2 separate regions of the Homo sapiens genome follow, and region 1 is linked to region 2. Evidence: read pairs that join two places in POLR2A ChIA-PET (ENCODE). Cell type or tissue: GM12878. All regions are shown on one strand.

Evidence for each region. Peaks named below come from ENCODE experiments on the same cell type or tissue, not always from the same donor. Only the 100,000 strongest peaks of a DNase experiment are listed, where the experiment ranks them.
Region 1: POLR2A ChIA-PET joins it to region 2 with 5 read pairs; 3 of 35 experiments call an interaction of 5 or more read pairs at or near these places.

Annotation. Positions count from the first base shown.
Region 1 is chr15:89,904,802-89,908,801 of GRCh38, forward strand. It overlaps ARPIN-AP3S2 (ARPIN-AP3S2 readthrough), which reads right to left. Exons shown (of 10, transcript NM_001199058.2): 3 at 3,479-3,611. It overlaps ARPIN (actin related protein 2/3 complex inhibitor), which reads right to left. Exons shown (of 6, transcript NM_182616.4): 3 at 3,479-3,611. Among named protein-coding and RNA genes, the nearest start is that of ARPIN, 6.2 kb to the right of the region's middle. In GM12878, no CTCF peak of the experiment used is centred here; no DNase peak of the experiment used is centred here.
Region 2 is chr15:90,520,748-90,524,747 of GRCh38, forward strand. No RefSeq gene overlaps it. Among named protein-coding and RNA genes, the nearest start is that of CRTC3, 7.2 kb to the right of the region's middle. In GM12878, no CTCF peak of the experiment used is centred here; DNase peaks (open chromatin) are centred at 1,634 and 3,854; H3K27ac peaks cover 717 bases.

The sequences.
Region 1 (4,000 bases), 620 kb before region 2:
ACACATTTCATGGAGCACATTCCATTCATGGTGTACAACCTCAGCCAACCTCTGCCAGGGGTGCCTTCTGGGACTGCACAGGTGGCTGCTCCCACAGGACTGCTCCATCCTCCTCAGCCCTCTGCCCTGACACCCTCTAGACAGAGCATCTCACTTTCTTTGCAAGGTAACAGAAGCCATCAAGTGAGACCTCTCACTTCCCTGACCACTCACCTGTCAACCCTTTTTTTTTTTTTTTGAGATGGAGTTTCGCTTTGTCACCCAGGCTGGAGTGCAGTGGTGCAATCTCGGCTCATTGCAACCTCTACCTCCTGAGTTTGAGCAATTCTCCTGCCTTAGCCTTCCGAGTAGATGGGATTACAGGCGTGTGCCACTACACCCAGCTAATTTTTGTATTTTTGTTAGAAACGGGGTTTCACCATGTTGGCCAGGCTGGTCTCAAACTCCTGACCTCAGGTAATCCACCCATCTCAGCCTCCCAAAGTGCTGGGATTACAGGCGTGAGCCACCACGCCCAGCCATCAACTCACGTCTGACCACACAAAACATCTCCTCTTTCCTTCTGTCTCAAAGGATAGGAGGCCTCTCCTCCTGCCTCAAGCCAGCTCCTCCATCTGGGCTGCAGATAGACCCCTTCCCCCCTCCTGAGGACCTGTCTCTCTCTCCCCACTCCTTGACCTTTCCTCAAGGCCTTCCTGCGTTCTGGCTTTGACACCTACTGCTCCAGACCCCATGTACCCCCACCAGAGTCACCGGTGAGCTCTTAACCTGCAAACTTCTTGGATGCTCCATATCTCAGACCTAACTAACCCGTGGGCAGTGCCTGACCCCACTGCTAGCTCCTCACGCCTGTTCCCCTTGGCTTCGCGGGGCTTTAGAGACATGACACCTTCCCATCCCTCGGACCTTTCAGTGGCTCCATCTCCTGCTCTTCCTTCTCCATCCATCTCCTATTGTTGCTATTTCCCAAGACAACCTCCTGGGCCCACTTCTTTTCTCCTCCTGGGTAACTGGGTCCACTTCCATAGCTTCAATACTCTCGATGTGCTGCAGCCCAGTTCTCTCCCCAAGTTCTAGAACTATCCTCCAAGGCCTCAGTAGACCTCTACCCAGCAGTGCTCCTGGCAACTCAAACTCAGTGTGTTCCAAACAGACCTCCTCCCCACAAACCTCTCGCCCCTCCATTTCCCCAAGTCTGGCACCGATGCCCAACCCCTGGCATCATCACGACTCCTTCCTCTTCCTCCCCAGTAGCCAAGCCAACACTGAGGCCACTGTGCCTCCTCTAGCTTGAGCTCCTCCAGTCTCTGCACCCCCACTGACAGGTCCTTAATCCTGGCCTTCTTATCTCTGTCCTAGGTGACCCTAACAGCTTTTTCACAGGCATCGCTGGGCTCCAGGCTATTTGCCTCCCTGGAGATTTTCAAACACAGACCTGATCACATCACCTGCCTACTTAAAACCTCACTACAGGGCTGCCCTGCACCCTTGGTTAGAGTTGAGCTCCTCAGTGCCCGCCCCTCCTGCTGCCTGCCCTGCATGGCTTCTCATACCTGGGTCAGGAACTCTTCAACTGCCAGGCATTGGGCACCCTCTGCCTCTCTGAAACACCCTGCAAATCCCTGGCACCTGGCTGACCTCTGCTTATCTTTCAGGATTCAGTCCTGTTATTCCCTGCTCTAGGGCATCCCCAGCCATGCCTGCCTGGGCTCAGCACCCTTCACGGGATCCAGGCCCGGGCCTGTCCATCTCCTCTACTGGACTAAGAACATTTCAAGTATACGACTGGGTCTTGTTCATCCCTGGACCTCTCAGCATGTGGCACAAGGGCTGGCACATGATATAGATGGTCCCTAATGTTCAGAGAGTCAATGAGTAACTGAAGGTATGAATGAATAAAGTGATAGAGTCCCACTCAACCTCAAAACCTTCTCACCCAGGGGCAGACAGCAAAGAGGCTCAACCAGAGACAAAATCAGGAAGAAGAAGAAGATCATGGAGGGCTTGCTATGGTTGGAATGTATCCCCCAAAATTCGTACGTTAACAGGAGGCTGAGGCAGGAGAATCGCTTGAGCCTGGGAGGCGGAGGTTGCAGTGATCCAAGATTGAGCCACTGCACTCCAGCCTGGGGGACAGAGCCAGACTTTGTCTCAGACAGCAAAAGAAAAGGAAAAAAAAAAAGTCAAACTCAGCTGCCTTTCCTCCACTGATGGAGTATGGACATAATGCCTAGAAGTAAAGTGGCCATCAAAAAGTATTATTATTATTATTACTATTTTTTTTTGAAACGGAGTCTCACTCTGTTGCCTAGGCTGGAGTGCAGTGGTGCAATCTCGGCTCACTGCACCTCCACCTCCTGGGTTCAAGTGATTCTCCTGCCTCAGCCTCCCAGATAGCTGGTATTACAGGTGCACGCCACCATGCCCAGCTAATTTTTGTATTTTTAGTAGAGCTGGGGTTTCACCATGTTCGCCAGGCCGGTCTCGAACTCCTGACCTCAAGTGATCCACCCACCTCGGCCTCCCAAAGTGCTGGGATTATAGGCATGAGCCACCACACTCACCCTAAAATTTTTTTAAAAAAGAAAAAAAATCATATGTTGAAACTTAATCACCAATGTGATAGTATTAAGAGGTGGGACCTTTAGGAGGTGAGTCATGGCATACGAGTGGGATGAGTGCTTTACAGAAGAGATTGAAGAGAGAGCCGCCTTGCCTTCTGCCATGTGAGGACTCAGCAAGAAGGCACCGTCTCTGAAGCGCAAAGCAAGCCCTCACCGGACACTGAATCTGCTGGCACCCTGACCTTGGACTTCCCCGCCTCCAGAACTGTAAGCCAGACATTTCTGTTCTTAAGTAGGTGCAGTGGCACACACCTACAGTCCCAGCTATTCTGGAGGCTGAGGAGGGAGGATCACTTGAAGACTATAGTGTGCTATGATTGCACCTGAGAATAACCACTACACTCCAGCCTGGGCTACATAGCAAAACCCAGCCACTAAAAATGCACAAAGAAACAAAAATTTTAAAAATTAAAAATAAAATAAACAAACACATTTCTATTGTTAATAAATCACCCAGCCTAAGGTATTTTGTTATATAGCACGCACGGACTGAGACCCCAGAACCAAAAGAGGATTTGGGCAGTAAAACAGAGACCGCCTAGGGCCTGGCCTGGGCTCTGCACAAAGGCAGTTAGAGCCCAAAGCCAGGTTTGTGGGTGATTCTGCCAGATACAGGAAATGGCAGGAGGTGGGAAGGCCAGCCTGGCCCCTGGAATGGAGGGGAGGGAACGGGGATCCTCTGAGTAAATGGGAGGCAAGGCCAGGGGTGGATGTGGAAGCCTCAGGCCACATACAGGGCTTCAACATCAAGAGGGCTGAAGAGACACTTTCCAGGGGCTAAGAGGCTCAGAAGAGAAAGGCCGCCACACTGCAGGAGGGCCCTGAGGGAGAGAGGGAGGGCAGAGGATACCTACTGTAGGACGACATGAGGAAGCCCGTGTTCACCTTCCTGGTGGCGCTGAAGTTGGGCTCGATTTCATTTCCCTTGGCGTCGAATTTACGGCGATGGATGTGACTGGGCCGGATATACAGCACGTAGTAGCGCTCCTGGGGCCAGGCAGACAGAGAGTGAGGGGGCGGCTTCATCCCACAACACACACACTCTGGGCTCCGGCTGCAGCCCCGCCAACCTCACATCTACCCTAGAAGCCCACCTCAGCTCCAAAAGATGTTCAAGCTAGGCAGATGCTCCCTCTGCCCCCAAATACTTATGCATTCATGGGTTCACAAGAGCACCTGCCGCATATAATGAGCCCTGCTAGAAGTTCCTAACAGGGCAAGCCCAGGGCTTCCACACAGCCAAAGACAAAAAGTATATATAGAAAACCATAACTTGGGCTGGGCACAGTGGCTCACGTCTGTAATCCCAGCACTTTGGGAGGCAGTGGCGAGTGGATCACGAGGTCAGGAGTTCGAGACCAGCCTGGCCAGCATGG
Region 2 (4,000 bases):
ACAAAGATTGATGGAAACTGTGCAAGGAACAGTTAGATGCCCAGATCCACTCCCCAACTGCTCAAAGCTAGGTGACTACTTCTCCTCTCCCTAACTGTACACAAGATGTGAACTCTGGGGCAATTGAGCCAGAAAGATTCTGCACTTAGGGTGAGACAGGGCAAAAGCTGGGATGGAGGTACCATCTGAAAACAGGGGGATTAAGAGAAAGTCTACACATCAAACACTGAGACCTGCAGCTTCTCTTTTCTCTCTTCCCATTTAGCTCCCAGAACACTAGCAGCCAGGCTTACATACCTGGACAGAAGAATGGACGATTCTTCAGGCAGAAGAAAATTGACCTGTCTGAGAGAAAAATAAACAGAAAAACCCACATATAAACAAAAGAAAACCCAGACCAAACCCTAGAGATACCGATATTTGGGGGACATACGGTGCAAATAGGGCTGGGCGCAGTGGCTCATGCCTGTAATCCCAGCACTTTGTGAGGCCAGAGCAGGCAGATCATGAGGTCAGGAGTTCAAGACCAGCCTGGCCAACATGGTGGAAACCCATCTCTACTAAAAATACAAAAATTAGCCGGGCATGGTGGCACGCGCCGGTGGTCCCAGCTGCTCGAGAGGCTGAGGCAGGAGAATCGCTTGAACCTGGGAGGTGGAGGTTGTGGTAAGCTGAGATCACGCCACTGCACTCCATCCTGGGTAACGGAGCGAGACTCCACCTCAAAAAAAAAAAAAAAAAAAAGCAAATAATTTAGAAATGTATAAAATAGAAGATAAAAGTTGCCCAGGAGTCCCTACGTTCCCAAAGGCAACTATTGTGAGCCACATCTTGATATGTTTATAACAATTTTTCTATTTAAGTATAATGGGTCCGAGTTAAGTTCCTGTAACAAAGGCTAAAATAACAGGGCTTTAAACAAAATTGATGCTTATCTCTCAGTCACGTAACAGTCCAGAGGCAGCCCAGAGCTAATATTGTGGTTCCCCAGTGCTGGGGACCCAGGCTACTTTGCTACCATTGTGCTGGCATTCTCAACACATAGTTTTCATCTCATGGTCTAAGATGGCTGCTCTGTCTGTCAGTCTTTAGAGATGGGGTCTTGCTCTGTCACCCAGGCTAGAATACAGCGGCACAATCATAACTCACTGCAGCCTCAAACTCCTAGGCTCAAACCATCATCATTGCACAAACAGCAAAGCAATGCATTCAAAGATCTAAATGGAAAGCATTTCCAGGGAGGCTCTCTTCTTAGCCAAACTAACAATCAAATAGGAGGGTAAAATAAAACCGTCTTCACCAAAACCAGCCTCCTGGGTAGCTGGGACTACAGGTATGTGCCACCACCCCTGGCTAATTTTTATTTTGTAAAGATGGGGTCTCTCTTTGTTGCCCAGGATGGTCCCGAACTCCTGGGCTCAAGTGATCCTCCTGCCTCAGTCTCCCAAAGTGCTGGGATTACAGGCGTGAGCCACTGTGCCCAGCTGCTGCTCCCAATCCTGTCACAATATCCACATGGCAGTCAGTGAGAAGACAGAAGAGAAAAAAGAAGGCCATTTTTTCTTTCATATAAGGACAGAATCCCAGAGTTGTCCATATTACTTCTGCTCACACCCCATTGGGCAGAACATAGTCGCATGACCATAGCTATTTGCAAGGGAGGATGGGAAATGTAGTCTTCAGCTGGCTTTAGTTGGGCCTAGATGTGCTCAGCTAAAGCTCAGGATTTCTTTTAAAAAAGGAAGAAGGGGCCGGGTGCAGTGGCTCACACCTGTAATCCCAGCACTTTGGGAGGCCGAAGCTGGTGGATCACCTGAGGTCAGAAGTTCGAGACCAGCCTGGCCAACATGGTGAAACCCCGTCTCTACTGAAAATACAAAAAATTGGCTGGGTGTGGTGGTGCACACCTGTAATCCCAGCTACTAGGGAGGCTGAGGAAGAAGAATCGCTTGAACTGAGGAGGCAGAGGTTGCAGTGAGCCAAGATCGTGCCACTGCACTCCAGCCTGGGTGACAGAGCAAGAATCCGTCTCAAAAAAAAAAAAGGAAGAAGGGGAGAATGAATATTGGGAGACAATCAGTGATCTTTGCTACAAAACAGAGCACACACACACACACACACACACACACACACACACATATATTTGAGATGGAGTCCTGCTCTGTCGCCCAGGTTGGAGTGCAGTGGCACAACCATGACTCATTGCAACCTCCTCCTCCAGGATTCAAGCGATTCTCCTGCCTCAGCTTCCTGAGTAGCTGGGACTACAGCTGCTCGCCACCAGGCCCGGCTAATTTTTGTATTTTTAATAGAGAGAGGGTTTTGTCACGTCGGCCAGGCTCGTCTTGAACTCCTGACCTCAAGTGATCCACCCACCTCGGCCTCCCAAAGTGCTGGGATTACAGGCATGAGCCACTGCACCTGGCCAGATACACATATATATTTTAAAATCTTTTATTTCCAGAAACAATCTATACATATTTAGTGTCTCTGACTAATGGAGAGTCAAAGATCACCAGAGGTTTGAGGAAAGCCTGCAGAGGAAGATCAAAATGAACAAACAAATAAAAATGAATTCAGACAAAACAAAAGGTGACAATGTAAAAAGTAGAAAAAAAGTAAAAACAGAAGTAACCTAAAATTAATATCACATCCATGAAATGAGTACAGAATGCTATTCAAAAAAGAAATTTTAGGGAAACACAGAGAGTTCTTATTAATCCTTTTTTTTTTTTTTTTTTGAGACAGGGTCTTGCTCTGTCACCCAGGCTGGAGTGCAGTGACAGAATTACAGCTCACTGCAACCTCAACCTCCCAGACTCAAGGGATCCTCCCACCTCAGACTCCTGAGTTGCTGTGACTACAGTCACATACCACCATGGCAGACTAACTTTTTTTTTTTTCCATAGAGATGAAGTCTCACTACCTTGCTCAGCCTTAATCTTTTCAATTGAAAGATAATGGTAGAGGCTGGGCACGGTGGCTTGCTCTTGTAATCCCAGCACTTCGGGAGGCCGAGGTGGGAGGATCACTTGAGGTCAGGAGTTCGAGATCAGCCTGGCCAGCATGGTGAAACCCTGTCTCTACTAAAAATACAAAAAAATTAGCTGGGCGTGGTAGCAGGCACCTGTAATCCCAGCTACTATGGAGGCTGAGGCAGGAGAATTGCTTGAACTCGGGAGGCAGAGGTTGCAGTGAGCTGAGATGGCACCATTGCACTACAGCCTGGGCGAGAAGAGTGAAACTCCATCTCAAAAAAAAAAAAAAAGATAATGGTAGAAATAAAAGTTTAACAGAAGGATTGGAAAATGAAGCTGAGAAAATATATCAGGAAATAGGAAAATAACAAAAGACAAGTAAATAGAAAATAGGAGACAAAAGATAAGAAAATTAGAAGAGCAATCTAGGAGGCCCATTAACTAACAAAAGTTCCAGAAAGATGCCAGGTGCTGTGACTCATGCCTGTAATCCCAGCACTTTCAGAGGCTGAGGAGGGTGAATCGCATGAGCCCAGGAGTTTGAGACCAGCCTGGGCAACATGGTGAAACCCTGTCTCCACTAAAAATACAAAAAAAGTTAGCCAGGCATGGTGGTGCGTGCCTGTAATCCCAGGTACTCAGGAGGCTGAGGCAGGAGAACCGCTTGAACCCAAGAGGCAGAGGTTGCAGTGAGCTGAGATTGCGCCACTGCACTCCAGCCTAGGTGACAGAGCAAGACTCCATCTCAAAAACAAAAAACAATAAACCAAAAAAAAAAAAACCAAAAACAAACAAACAAAAAAACAGGTCACCTACAAAGGAAAAGGAAACCGAATGTGAGTGGCCTTCTCAGTAGCAACACTGAAAGTGAGAAAACAGTGACCCAATGCATTCAAAGATCTAAATGAAAAGCATTTCCAGAGAAGCCCTACTCTTAGCCAAGCTAATAATCAAACAGGAGGGTAAAATAAAACCATCTTCACACACAGTCTCAGAGATTTTATCTTTCACGTACCCTTTTT